2 separate regions of the Homo sapiens genome follow, and region 2 is linked to region 1. Evidence: chromatin contacts called from ENCODE Hi-C or POLR2A ChIA-PET data. All regions are on one chromosome and are shown on one strand. Each heading gives the region's core, a stretch centred on a gene start or an enhancer-like site at or near the end of the contact. The rest is flanking DNA. Distances are from core to core; before and after follow the strand shown.

Region 1 (5,611 bases), core at 1,124-3,623:
TAAGGGGCCCCCTTGCAGTCACAGCACTGGGCTCTGGAGCTGTGCTGCCTCATATGAAGCCACTAGTTTCATGGGGCCATTTAACTGTAACTAATGCAAATTAAATAAAATTTAAAATTCAGTTTCTCAGTTGCACTAGCCATATTTGAAGCATTCAATAACCCTGTATGGCAATTTGGTACTGTATTAGATGGCACAGATGTGAAATATTTTCATCATCACAGAAACTTCTAGAGGCCAGCACTGATCCAGAGTATTAAGCCCCCAAGAGGAAAATAATTCACATCTTTCTTATTCACCACCATATTCCTAGCATATAAATATAGGGCATGGCACATAACAAGTACTCAATAAGTATATGTTAAAAGAAGGAATGTTCTGTTAAATATAATTCACAAACCTTGTTCATAAATTGGTATTTATTAATTGCATCTGACCCCAGCACCACCCCCCGCCCCCCCCCCCCCCACCACCACAAAAAATGTTATCAGAGTCATTCCAATGTGAGGCTAATAACTACTTTTTGGTCTGGGGTCAGATGCAATTAATTGAAAATCAAGCTATGGGCTTTTTTTTTTTTTTTTTTTTTTTTTTTTTTTTTTTTGAGACAGCGTCTTGTTCCTGTCACCCAGGCTGGAGTGCAGTGGCAGGATCTTGGCTCACTGCAGCCTTGATTTCCCAGACTCAAGCGATCCTCTCACCTCAACCTCCTGAGTAGCTGAAACTATAGGCAAACACCACTGCACCTGGCTAATTTTGTGTGTGTGTTTTTTGTAGAGATGAGGTCTCACTACGTTGCAGGTTGGTCTCGAGCTCCTGAGCTCAAGTGATTTGCCTGCCTCAGCTTCCCAAAGTGTTGGGATTCCAGGCATGAACCACCATGCCGGGCCTTTTTAATGTAAGCTATTTTTTCAACAATTAAGAGATTTCTAAGGTTCCTATGCAGCAGTTAATAGGCTTGGTGCTGTTATGGGGACATAAAAGAAATAGAAGATCTAAAACTCTCTTAAAAAGAGCTTACTACACAGTGAGGAAGAGAAAAGTTGAGCATACCATGATCTTTTGTTTACCTGATATGATTTGAGATGGCACTATTCTGTAAGTTTAATTTTTAGCTTATATGAATCATAATCTTTCTAAAATTTCTTAACACTTTCCTGTATTCTTAAACTCCTCCCACTCAGGGACATGGTTATGGGCATTCTAAGTATCTACCACACTCTAAATATTTCCTAAGGAGTACTGAGCTGTGGGGGACTATTCCCACCTATGCCAATTGATCCTAGACTGCTTTGTTTATGCTGTGGGCTGCAAAAGCAGAGGATGCAGCTTGTTCTAACCATACACACTAGGAATCAATAGGCTTTGAGTGTAGGTCCAAGAGGTTTTATGAGTAAAGATGTTGGTTCTTAATCCAGGGGTTCTGTGACACTGATTTAGAGTTCTCAGTTGCCTTGGTGCTAGTGGTGGTGGTGGCGGTGGAGGTATTGCCATTTGCTTGCCTCTTGGCTCTCAAGTATGTTCTGGATAGGTGAGACCACCAGAAAAATAATTAGAGGCAGTGTAAAATCACTCTCCAAGAAAAATCAGAGGACAATGAACTATCAAACTACATGGTGATAGCAGGGTTCAGAAAGGAAGGAGATCGTGATGGAACAGAATGCCAACCATGACTAACATGCAGAGAGTGCCTTCTATCTGCCGGGCAATATTCAAACACTCTACTGACTCCTATAAAAGCCCTGTGGGCCAGGTGCAGTGGCTCACATCTGTAATCCCAGCACTTTGGGAGGCCGAGGCAGGTGGATCACTTGAGGTCAGGAGTTCAAGACCAGCTTGGCCAATATGGAGAAACCCTGTCTCTACAAAAATACAAAAATAAGCTGGGCGTCGTGGCGGGCATCTGTAATCCCACCTGCTCGGGAGTCTGAGGCAGGAGAATCGCTTGAGCTTGAACTCGGGAGGTGGAGGTTGCGGTGAGCTGAGATACTGCCACTACGCTCCAGCCTGGGTGAGAGAGCGAGACCCTCTCTCAAAACAAAAACAAAACAAAAAACAGCCCTGCGAGACCAGGACTCTTATTGTCCCCGGGTTTCGGATGGGGAGACAAAGCACAGAGAAGATACATCGCTTGCTCAGGGCTATGGCTAGTACCAGACAGAGCCAGAACTCAGACCAGAAAGACTGGCTTTGGAGACCACAGGCGTCCTGAAAGAGGAGCTGAAACTGAGCTCTGGAAGAGAATAATCCAGCAAGGGACGGCGGTGCAGACAGGATCAGACATGGAGCTCACTTTCCAAAAGTAAAAACAGGGAACATGTTGGAATGACTCATAGAATGACTCAGCGTTTTTATACATCTCTCATTTCAGTAACACGCATTCATCTTTGGGCCTATTGCCCAGAAGAATCACAAAAGTGGTTCCTTTTGTGGTTCCGGGAGCCAGGGGAATTCTGTGGCAGCTTCTGTTATGACTAGTAAACGCGTTTCATAACCCTCCTTTGAGTTGGCCATCTGGCTCTATATTATACTCAAGTTAATACAAAACTAATGCATACTTCTAGTGACAAAGGCATTAGGCTAGTCCTCTGGACAGGAGATAATAAAGAATCCTTGGCTTTGTAGACCTCGTCATCAAGTGAAGGTAATAAAAACATACACATAGATACCTACAAGGCAAATATGATTATCCTAAATCCTTTGTTAAAGTCACAACTCAATGTTACAAACACAAAAGGCTTAAAGACTAATTCTATCTAGTTGGTTTGGAAAAAGCTTCAAGGGAGGGATATATTTGGGGTGCAGAGATGTAGTGGGAGGGATTTCATGTCTTGAAGAATGAATAGGATTCACTTAATATTCTAGAACAGGTCAAACCCCCAGTGCACAGCCACCAGAATGTAACTGGAGGGCCAAAGAAGTTCTCAAGCGTCCTGTAGAACTCCCTAATCCCTGTCGGCTGTCACTGTCATCACTTTTCCAGCATCTTCTGGGTTCAGGGGACTGTCAGGCACTGGTGATATTAACAGGAATAAAATATGTTCCCTCAGGGAGGTGATAGCCTAATTAAGGATACAGGTGTGAAAATTGTTTAGGGGTAAAAAGTTCCCTTGTAGAATGAAAATATATGTCCACACATAAACGTGTGTATGAATGTTCATAGTAGCGTTATTCATAACAGCCAAAAAGTGAAAATGTCCATTAACTGAGGAATAGATAAATAAAATGTGATATATTCATGGAATAAATAATATGGGATATTATTTAGTCATAAAAAAGAGGCCGGGCATGGTGGCTCATGCCTGTAATCCCAGCATTTTGGGAGGCCAAGGCGGATGCATCTCCTGAGCTCAGGAGTTTGAGACAAGCCTGGGCAATATGGCAAAATCCCGTCTCTATCAAAAATATAAAAAATTAGCTGGACATGGTGGCACACACCTGTGGTCCCAGCTACTCAGGAGGCTGAGGTGGAAGGATCACTTGAGTCTTGGGAGGCGGAGGTTACAGTGAGCCGAGATAGTGCCACTGCATTCCGAACTGAGTGACAGAGTGAGACTCTGTCTCAAGAAAAAAAACAAACAAACAAGAATGAAGTACTGATACATGCTACAACATGGATGAACCTTGAAGACATCATGCTAAGTGAAAGAAGCCAGACATAAAAGGTCACATATTGCATGATTCTGTTTATATACAATGTCTAGCACAGACAAATCCATAGAGACAAAAAGTAGATTACTGGTTGCCAGAGAATGGGGGAAGGGAGAATGAAGTGATTGTTAATGGGTTTCTTTTTGGGGTGATTAAAATATTCTGAAATTGGGCTGTGTGCGGTGGCTCATGCTTGTTATCCCAGCACTTTGGGAGGCCAAGGGAGGGGGATCACGAGGTCAGGAGTTTGAGACCAGCCTGGCCAACACAGTGAAACCCCATCTCTACTAAAAATACAAAAATTAGTTGGGTGTGGTGGTGGGCACCTGTAATCGCAGCTACTTGGGAGGCTGAGGCAGGAGAATCGCTTGAACCTGGGAGGCAGAGGTTGCAGTGAGCTGAGATTGCACCACTGCACTCCAGTCTGGGTGACAGAGCTAGACTCCATCTCAAAAAAAAAAAAATTCTGAAATTGGATAGCGAGGTTGATTGTACAACTACATGAATATACTTAAAACCACTGAATTGTACTCTTTAAGAAGGTGAATGTTATGGTATGTAAATTTATATGGCATATATAAAAAATACAAAAGAAAATTTCCCTCTTAGACTCTAAACCGGGGTAGGGAAGTTTTATATTAAGGCATCTTTCAATGTTGGAAATGGGCTTCATTTATAGTTCATACAGAAAAAAGGCAGGAGTCACTTTCCCGTGGAGTAATTAAGCAGCCTTTTCTAAAACAGTACTTCATGTGAATCTCCTAAGAGTTTCCCCGCAGAAGAAACAGTTGACTACCTGCTCAATGAGAATCTTTAACTCCTTTATAGTTAATAATTACTATAATCATCAAATCTTAAAATAAAATTACCCCCAACAACCAGGGGTTCCACTTGAAGATCCGTTTATACTAAAGTGTAAATGACTATATGCATCTTAACAGAGCAAAAAGATGGCAAGAAAGGACAAGAGGGCACTCAGTGCCCAGAAGAGCAGGATGTGCGAAGCTAGATTTCAGAGAAAGTGGAAAGATACCAGTAAAGCACCCAAGACAAATGGCATATTTCTCAACTTATCAATAGCTAAGTAGCTATTGACAGTGGCTAAAGTAGCTAGAAATTACACTTTCTCCCCTAAAGCCTTCTTTTGGAAGTTGATAAGAAAACATAATTGCTATTTTTGCATATTTGGGACTGGCAGGATTTTGCTGCGCTCCAAAGAAAGGTAACCCCTTGACCAAATGTTTTGTTTTGGGGTTTCTTGGTGCGTGTGTGTGTATGTGTGTTTTCCTTATATGCTAATCCAACCCTGATTTCTCATAGACTGTCTTGCAATCCCATTATCTTGCCAGGCAAAATCACATAAAATTTAACACTGTAGGAGAAAAGGTCTTCAAAAGTCTAAATAATGACCAAATCATAAGGCCTAGCTAGGAGACGAGAAGCTCTAACTGCGAGCTAAGTGGAGGAGGCGTGGGCTTAAACTCAAGAAGAGGGATATTTAGGAAGAAATTAGTCTTGAGCGATTACAGATTGCTAGCAAGATGTTGCCAGCACAAATCAGCCTAGATGCTATAATCTACCTTTTCCTTAATTAATATCTTACACTTTTGAAGTGAGTGAAACTGCAAAGGGCTCTGCCAAGATTCCTCCCAGTTTACATAAGCCAAACTTGAGCTGGGTTGTGGATTTATTAGGCAGTGCTGTGAACATGTTTAATGCAGTCTTTATTTATTGAGCTATATAAATAGACTTGATACTAGTGTCGCCATCAATTCAGGAAGGATGCTTCCCTTCACATGGTCTCATGGTGGCTGTTAGGCATTTGCATGCTATTCATGATCATCAGAGCATTTTCACCTCTGCAACCCTCCTTTCCCCTGCTATCCCTCCTTCCCAATTCGCTAGATTTTGAGAATGTAGATCACCCAGATCATTAAAACAATATCAGGATTGCCTTATT
Region 2 (5,930 bases), core at 2,457-4,956, 120 kb before region 1:
TACATACACACATATACACACTCTCCGGATGCACACACACATATATATACACATATATATACACACATATACGCTGTCACATAGACGCAAACAAATACACACACGCAGGCTTCCTGGGAAGCTCACATCACTGTCTGTGGCTGGAAATAGAACCAGCAACAATCCTAGCCTTGCTCCAGGTTGGGCCTGTCATACACAGTTAAAATAAAGTGAGTCCACTCCCACCTCAAAAAGAGGAAAATAGTGTGTGACCTGTTGTGTGATTATAAGGTGGAGACATGCCTGCTGTGGCTCAGTTAGAGGAAAAATACAGACATTATGGATCTTTCTGTAGACACTGTAATAAATGCAAACAGCATTCTGAGGTAAAGTACATCTCCTCATGTTTTATGTGTCAAATCCTCGCTACACAACTGCAGAAACATATGGATATTTGAAAACATGAACAAGTGCTTTTTGTCTTCTGGAGAGTTTGCCACCCTCTGGATATATATGAAAGAGAGCCACTAATAAATATCCTAAAGTTAAACAGATCTGGATTTGTGCCCAACCAGCTGGGTAAACTAGGCAGGTTACTTAACCTCTCTGAGCTTCAGTTTCCTCAACTATAACACAATAATATTACAGAAGGTTCTTGTCAAGAACACATGAGATAATATAAAGAACTTAGCAGAGTGTTCAGTACTCTGTTTAAGTAAGAGCTAGATTCAATATTTATTGTAATTTCATGTAGCTGCTCTCAGACACCAAGAGATGAAAACAAAGTCCTAAAAGAATTAGGCTTCTCAGTAACCTAGGATTACTTGTGAATTCATAAGACTTGTGAATCCCTAGGAAGCAATGATGTCTGAGCAACAATTTGAGCCTCTGTTTCCTCACCGTAAAATGGGATAATAGTAGTATCAACTTCATTGAGTTGTGGTGTACGTTAAATTAATTAAGTGCTTCTACAGTAAATGCTATATATGCTTGTTAAATAAAAGAAATAATAAACTCACAATTAGTTCTAAGCACTTAGTGAAAATAAGGTATCTTGGCAGCATGTGTAGAGAGCCACACAGCAAGGTCACTACCTCTATCTCATACACAGTTTTTTGGGAGGAGGACAGCTGGGCAGGGAAGGGAGTCAGTATGAGGTGGAGCAACATTAGGAAGGGAATCTTGGGTAAAGAGGGATCACTAGAGAGTCTTTCACCTCATGGGTAATTTTCTAATTTTAGAAAGCCACTAAAACTTCATCCCACAGAGCAACTTCTTGTGGGCATGGGTTATAGAAGCTCAATGATTCATCATTTTAATAGGTGCAAGAGTTCCGTCGATAACTGGTTATTTGACAAAACTCCACTATTAGATTTTCAAGAGGTTGGATTTGGCAATGTGGCCTCCATATTTACCTCCCCATCTCAACCCCACACGTCCTAAACTAAACTTCCTTTCCAAAGGAAAACATCTTTGACTTATCCCCACCCCAAGGGGAAAACAGGCTGCCAATAATCATAAGTAATGACTGAATTCAGAGAGACTTAACAGTGTGAAACTAAAGGTTTTAATTTTGTGTACCAGAATGTCACAGGGAAAAGTCAAGATCCTTGTAATATGTTCCAACTACGTAAGCATTGTTTTATGTATTAAGCACCTAGTATATGCAGAGCCTACTCTATAAACTGTCATCATTTTATGAAACAGTCTTGAGCTGGTCAAGACACAAAGATTATACTGAAATCAAGGACCTCAATTATTCAATCTAGATTATCCTGTATATTGGCTCCTAATATTGTGGGAGAACAAACAGTCATATTTGTTACTCAAATGCACTTTACATGTGTATGTGGAGGAAATGGGCAGGTTCACATGCAGACAGAGACACTTAAAAACTTAACATGTGCCTAGCATTGTTAATCGGTATATAATATTTGCACATATTTATGGAGTACATATAATATTTTGTTACATATTAGAATGTGTAATGATCAAGTCAGGGCATTTAGGGTGTTTATCGGCTCGAGTATTTATCATTTCTATTCTAGCTATTTTGAAATATATGATACATTGTTGTTAATTGTGGTCATCCTACTCTGTCTGCTATAGGACATTACAACATGTTCCTTCTTTTATTTATTTAACTTTTTAAGAAATAAAGACAGGGTCTCACTATGTTGCCCAGGCTAGTCTCTAACTCCCAAGCTCAAACCATCTGCCCGCTTTGGCCTCCCAAAGTGTTGGAATTGTAGGTGTGAGCCACTGTGCCTGGCTAGAATATATTCCTTTTATCTATTTGCATGTTTCTACCCAGTAACCAATCATTCTCCATACCCTCCATCCCACTGAAAATTAAATAACTTACCCCACTGATGGCCTCTGGAAATGTCCTCACATTTAGATTTAATGGAGTGTGATAGACACTGGTGAAAGTGTTGTTCTTAGGGTTATGGCTACAACAAATAGGTATAAATCAAAATTAGAAATGTACTTTATCCAAATGATTGAGGGACTATTCTTAAAATTATTTTTAAATAATAACAGTTATTTTTAAAAAATCAATAAATGTAAAACTTAAAAATTAAGTTCGTGATTTTCCAGGCAATGCATCTTACAGAAAAAAAAGCAAATCAAATAAAATCGACATATATAACTGAAAGCCTAAATTTAACTGGAAATGATCACTTGAAAACTTTCTGAAGAAAGTAAAAAAGGATTCTGAAATTATTTAAAAGAAAATACTTCAAAGCTCTATATGCATATTTATGGCCATTACATTGTTCTGCACAGTATTTAATAATTTGACATGAGGTTATAGTGGATATATTTGATCTTTTACTTGGAAGAAATTTGAAGTTTTGTGTCCATTGCATAAAATCCCACCTTAGGTCTCTTTAATGACAGGATACAAGGGAACACTTTGGGAGAAGATATTTCTTGGATTTAACCCTGGGTTATATGATTTGAACGTTTAGTTGGCTCCTTGTTGAAAAACAAATAAAACTCAAGAGGTAGTGGTGGGGGCATCAAACACTTACGCGTGACAGTACGGCTTTTTCTGGTGACTCACAAAGTTATTAACAGACAGCATCATCTTGCAAACTTCACAGTGAAAACAGGCTTTATGCCATATCTAGAAATCATATAGAGAAGATTTAGCAATTACCCTTTTCCCCCCAGACTCAAGGTTCTTATATATTTTAGGGTAAAAAAATGAACTTCGAGGATAAAATGCTGATTTTAAAAAAATTAAAATCCACACACACAGCTATAACAACACTCACGGTTAAATAAATGGATAACTTTTTTTTTTTGAGACAACACAGAAGAAATAGAAATGTGTAGAACTAAATAAAGGTGAGAAAATATAACTTTTTCTTGTGGTTCAAAACAATTTAACTGAAAATTAAATTTCCATATTTACCTATGTCCATATGTGAGAAGGTCAATTTCCTGTGTTTGTTATTATTCACAAAAGCCAAGAAATGTCTACTGACCTGATCTATACAGCTGATCTTCTCGGCAGGATAAACCCCATACCCACACCTAGAACAGGGCTGCACATTCATCTCGAAGCCGGAAGAGAGAGGACAAAGATAGGCAACAGGCAAGAAATGCAAGGAGAACCCCCAGTCTAGTTCAAGTCTTCAAAATCCGACGACCATAAAATTCCTGTGGGCACCTCGATCTTTCAGAATCCAACTTCCACTTTCCTTTGCTGACCTTCTAGTTTGAAGTCAGCAGTTGGATGGTTTTTAAAGCTGCCACTTACTCAAGGGGCTATTTTGGCCACTCACTCAGCACGCATGTGTCTGGGAAATAAGGTGGAAGTATTTCTAGCTGACATGCTTCTCTAAATAGAAAAATGAACTCACAACAGCATCATGTTTATGTGGATAACCAAACCCTGGTGTATGATCAGGCAGCATGGAGTGGTTTAGCACTAGCTGTGATCATGACCCAAGAAAAGAACCTAAAGGAAGATGCCACACCGTCATCCAACAATCAAATTAGAAAAGCTTGCTCTATGCGTCCTATGACTAAAGCAGAAAGGCCAGCTCCCAAAAATATAGAAAATAAAATAGGATTGATTCACTCCTTTAAATGGATAAATATCACACTTGAATTTTAACTTTACCTACCCAAAGCGTTTACAACAGTTAAACTAAAAACTTAATAAGGTGTTAGTTTGTGTTTAGCTTCTACTGGAACGCAAAACTAAAAACTAATGAGAACTCTTGGTGTTTTGGCCTCTGTATTTTATTCTAGAATGTTCCAAGAAGGCCTTTGTGCTTGTTCCCTTGCCTCACAGGCCTTAAAAGAGGTGATATGAAGACAGAATCTCTCTTCCTGGCTTTGGGAAGCCTCTCATTGCCTTCAGTCTCTGCTGAAATGTCACCTTATCACCTTATAGAAATACCTGATACAAAATGGCACCTCACCTGTCCCCACTCCTATCTCATTATCTTCCATTACTCTTAGCCTGCTTGATGGTCTTCATAGTGGTAATCACAGCTGGACATATTACATGTTAATGTTTCTATTTTTAAAAATTGTGTCTCTCCCATCAAAATATGAGTTCTGTCTAAACAGGATCTTTGGTCCTTTTTGCCACTTCTATATCCCCCATGCCTAGAACAAGGTCTGCCAATAAAAGGTGCTTAATAAAGATTTATTGGATTAATGAAATAAATTTAATACTCACACCAAAATGCCTATAGAGGCCAGGTATGAAGTCTAGATAATGGTAGGAACTTTTCCAAATAGATGAGCACTCATCCCATCTGAAGCAGGCAACTGCTCCTCAGTCCCAGCCAACTGTCATCATGAAACAATCAACATTCCAGGTTGCCAAATATCCTGATTTTTCCGGAATATTTTCCAAATATTCTGAGCACACCAGAAGTCTGCATTTACAAATGAAATTCCCCTTTTTGTATATAAAACAATATAACAGAGTCGTGGGCAGTATTTGGCCAGCAGGTTACCAATTTGTGACCTTGGCCCTAAATGTTCTGAGGTTAGGTTGGTGTCCCCAGGTAGGGTGGAGTAAGATGAGTAGTATTTTGGGGTTGTGCTGAGATAGCCAGGGGGTAGGAAGAAGCTCTAAAGCCAATGAAGAAGAGTAGCATTCAAGTCCACATGAGTATAAGGGGAAGGCGGAGTCTCAGGTTTTCCCACATGGGGCTAGGGCTCTCTCAGCATGGGGAGGGGACTCAAAGCAGGGACTCCAGGCTCAGCAAAGACTCCCACACTGAAACGTGATTGGGCAGGAGGGCTGCCACCAGCCTGCAAATGAGAACAGCAATGGGCACAGCACAAAGACCTGCAGGGTTCCCCGGTTGTTTTGCTCTGCACCAGGCTTCTCAAGCCTTACTTAGTGGGTGGGGTGGAAGCTCCAATAATCACTGAAATGAACTGTACCCCAGTCCGGAGGGCTGAGGAATCAGGAGGATTTCACTTAAAAAAGAAGCTTGCAACGTTCCTTCTCTGCCTAAGCTTGTGATTGCAATCTGTAGCCGTTAAAACGGGTTGGTCACATTTGTGAACACAAGAATTACAAAATGCAAGATGCTAAACTGGATTTGTACCATCACTTCTGATTTATTAGACATCAGAAATTGCTAGGAGAAACAACCCCATAGAACTAGAAATGGGATAGTTTAAGGAACTAGAAGTAAACACTCATTTCTGGGGCAAGACAAACACAGACTTCACTGTGTAGTCGAGTCTTGGTTGGTTCACACCACCCTTCTCATGTTATATACAGCCCCTCCTGCTCCTTGGCCTAAGCCCCTCCCACTTGACGCAGGGATTACAGCAGGCCGTCCAAGCCAAGTCAGTGAGCATACCACATTCCTTTGGCCTTAGGAGTTGGTTCAGATAACATCAGTCTTAGCCTGGGTTCTCCAGAAAACAGAACCTGTGTCAAAGGCTTATATGCAAGGACT

What was found. A loop is a pair of places that touch in the nucleus more often than their neighbours do. ChIA-PET counts read pairs that join two places held with the same protein, here RNA polymerase II (POLR2A). Pooled maps may share reads with other maps.
Region 2: a loop to region 1 is called in a pooled map, with 2.3 times the contacts of the local background. The contact joins the promoter of NRAP here to the enhancer-like site in region 1. A Hi-C loop is called at or near these places in 2 of 168 maps with a recorded cell type or tissue (endothelial cell of umbilical vein and naive thymus-derived CD4-positive, alpha-beta T cell), 6 of 37 single-sample maps with no recorded cell type and 10 of 50 pooled maps. POLR2A ChIA-PET finds 5 or more read pairs at or near these places in 2 of 52 experiments (MCF 10A and Panc1).

The regions. Positions count from the first base shown.
Region 1 is chr10:113,786,503-113,792,113 of GRCh38, forward strand. No RefSeq gene overlaps it. Among named protein-coding and RNA genes, the nearest start is that of MIR4483, 11 kb to the left of the region's middle. Within about 2 kb of position 2,374, at least 7 of the 41 ENCODE cell types and tissues checked have a DNase peak (open chromatin) inside an H3K27ac peak, as active enhancers do.
Region 2 is chr10:113,660,335-113,666,264 of GRCh38, forward strand. It overlaps NRAP (nebulin related anchoring protein), which reads right to left and starts at 3,707. Exons shown (of 42, transcript NM_198060.4): 1 at 3,477-3,707; 2 at 3,018-3,112; 3 at 2,345-2,432. The coding sequence starts at 3,548.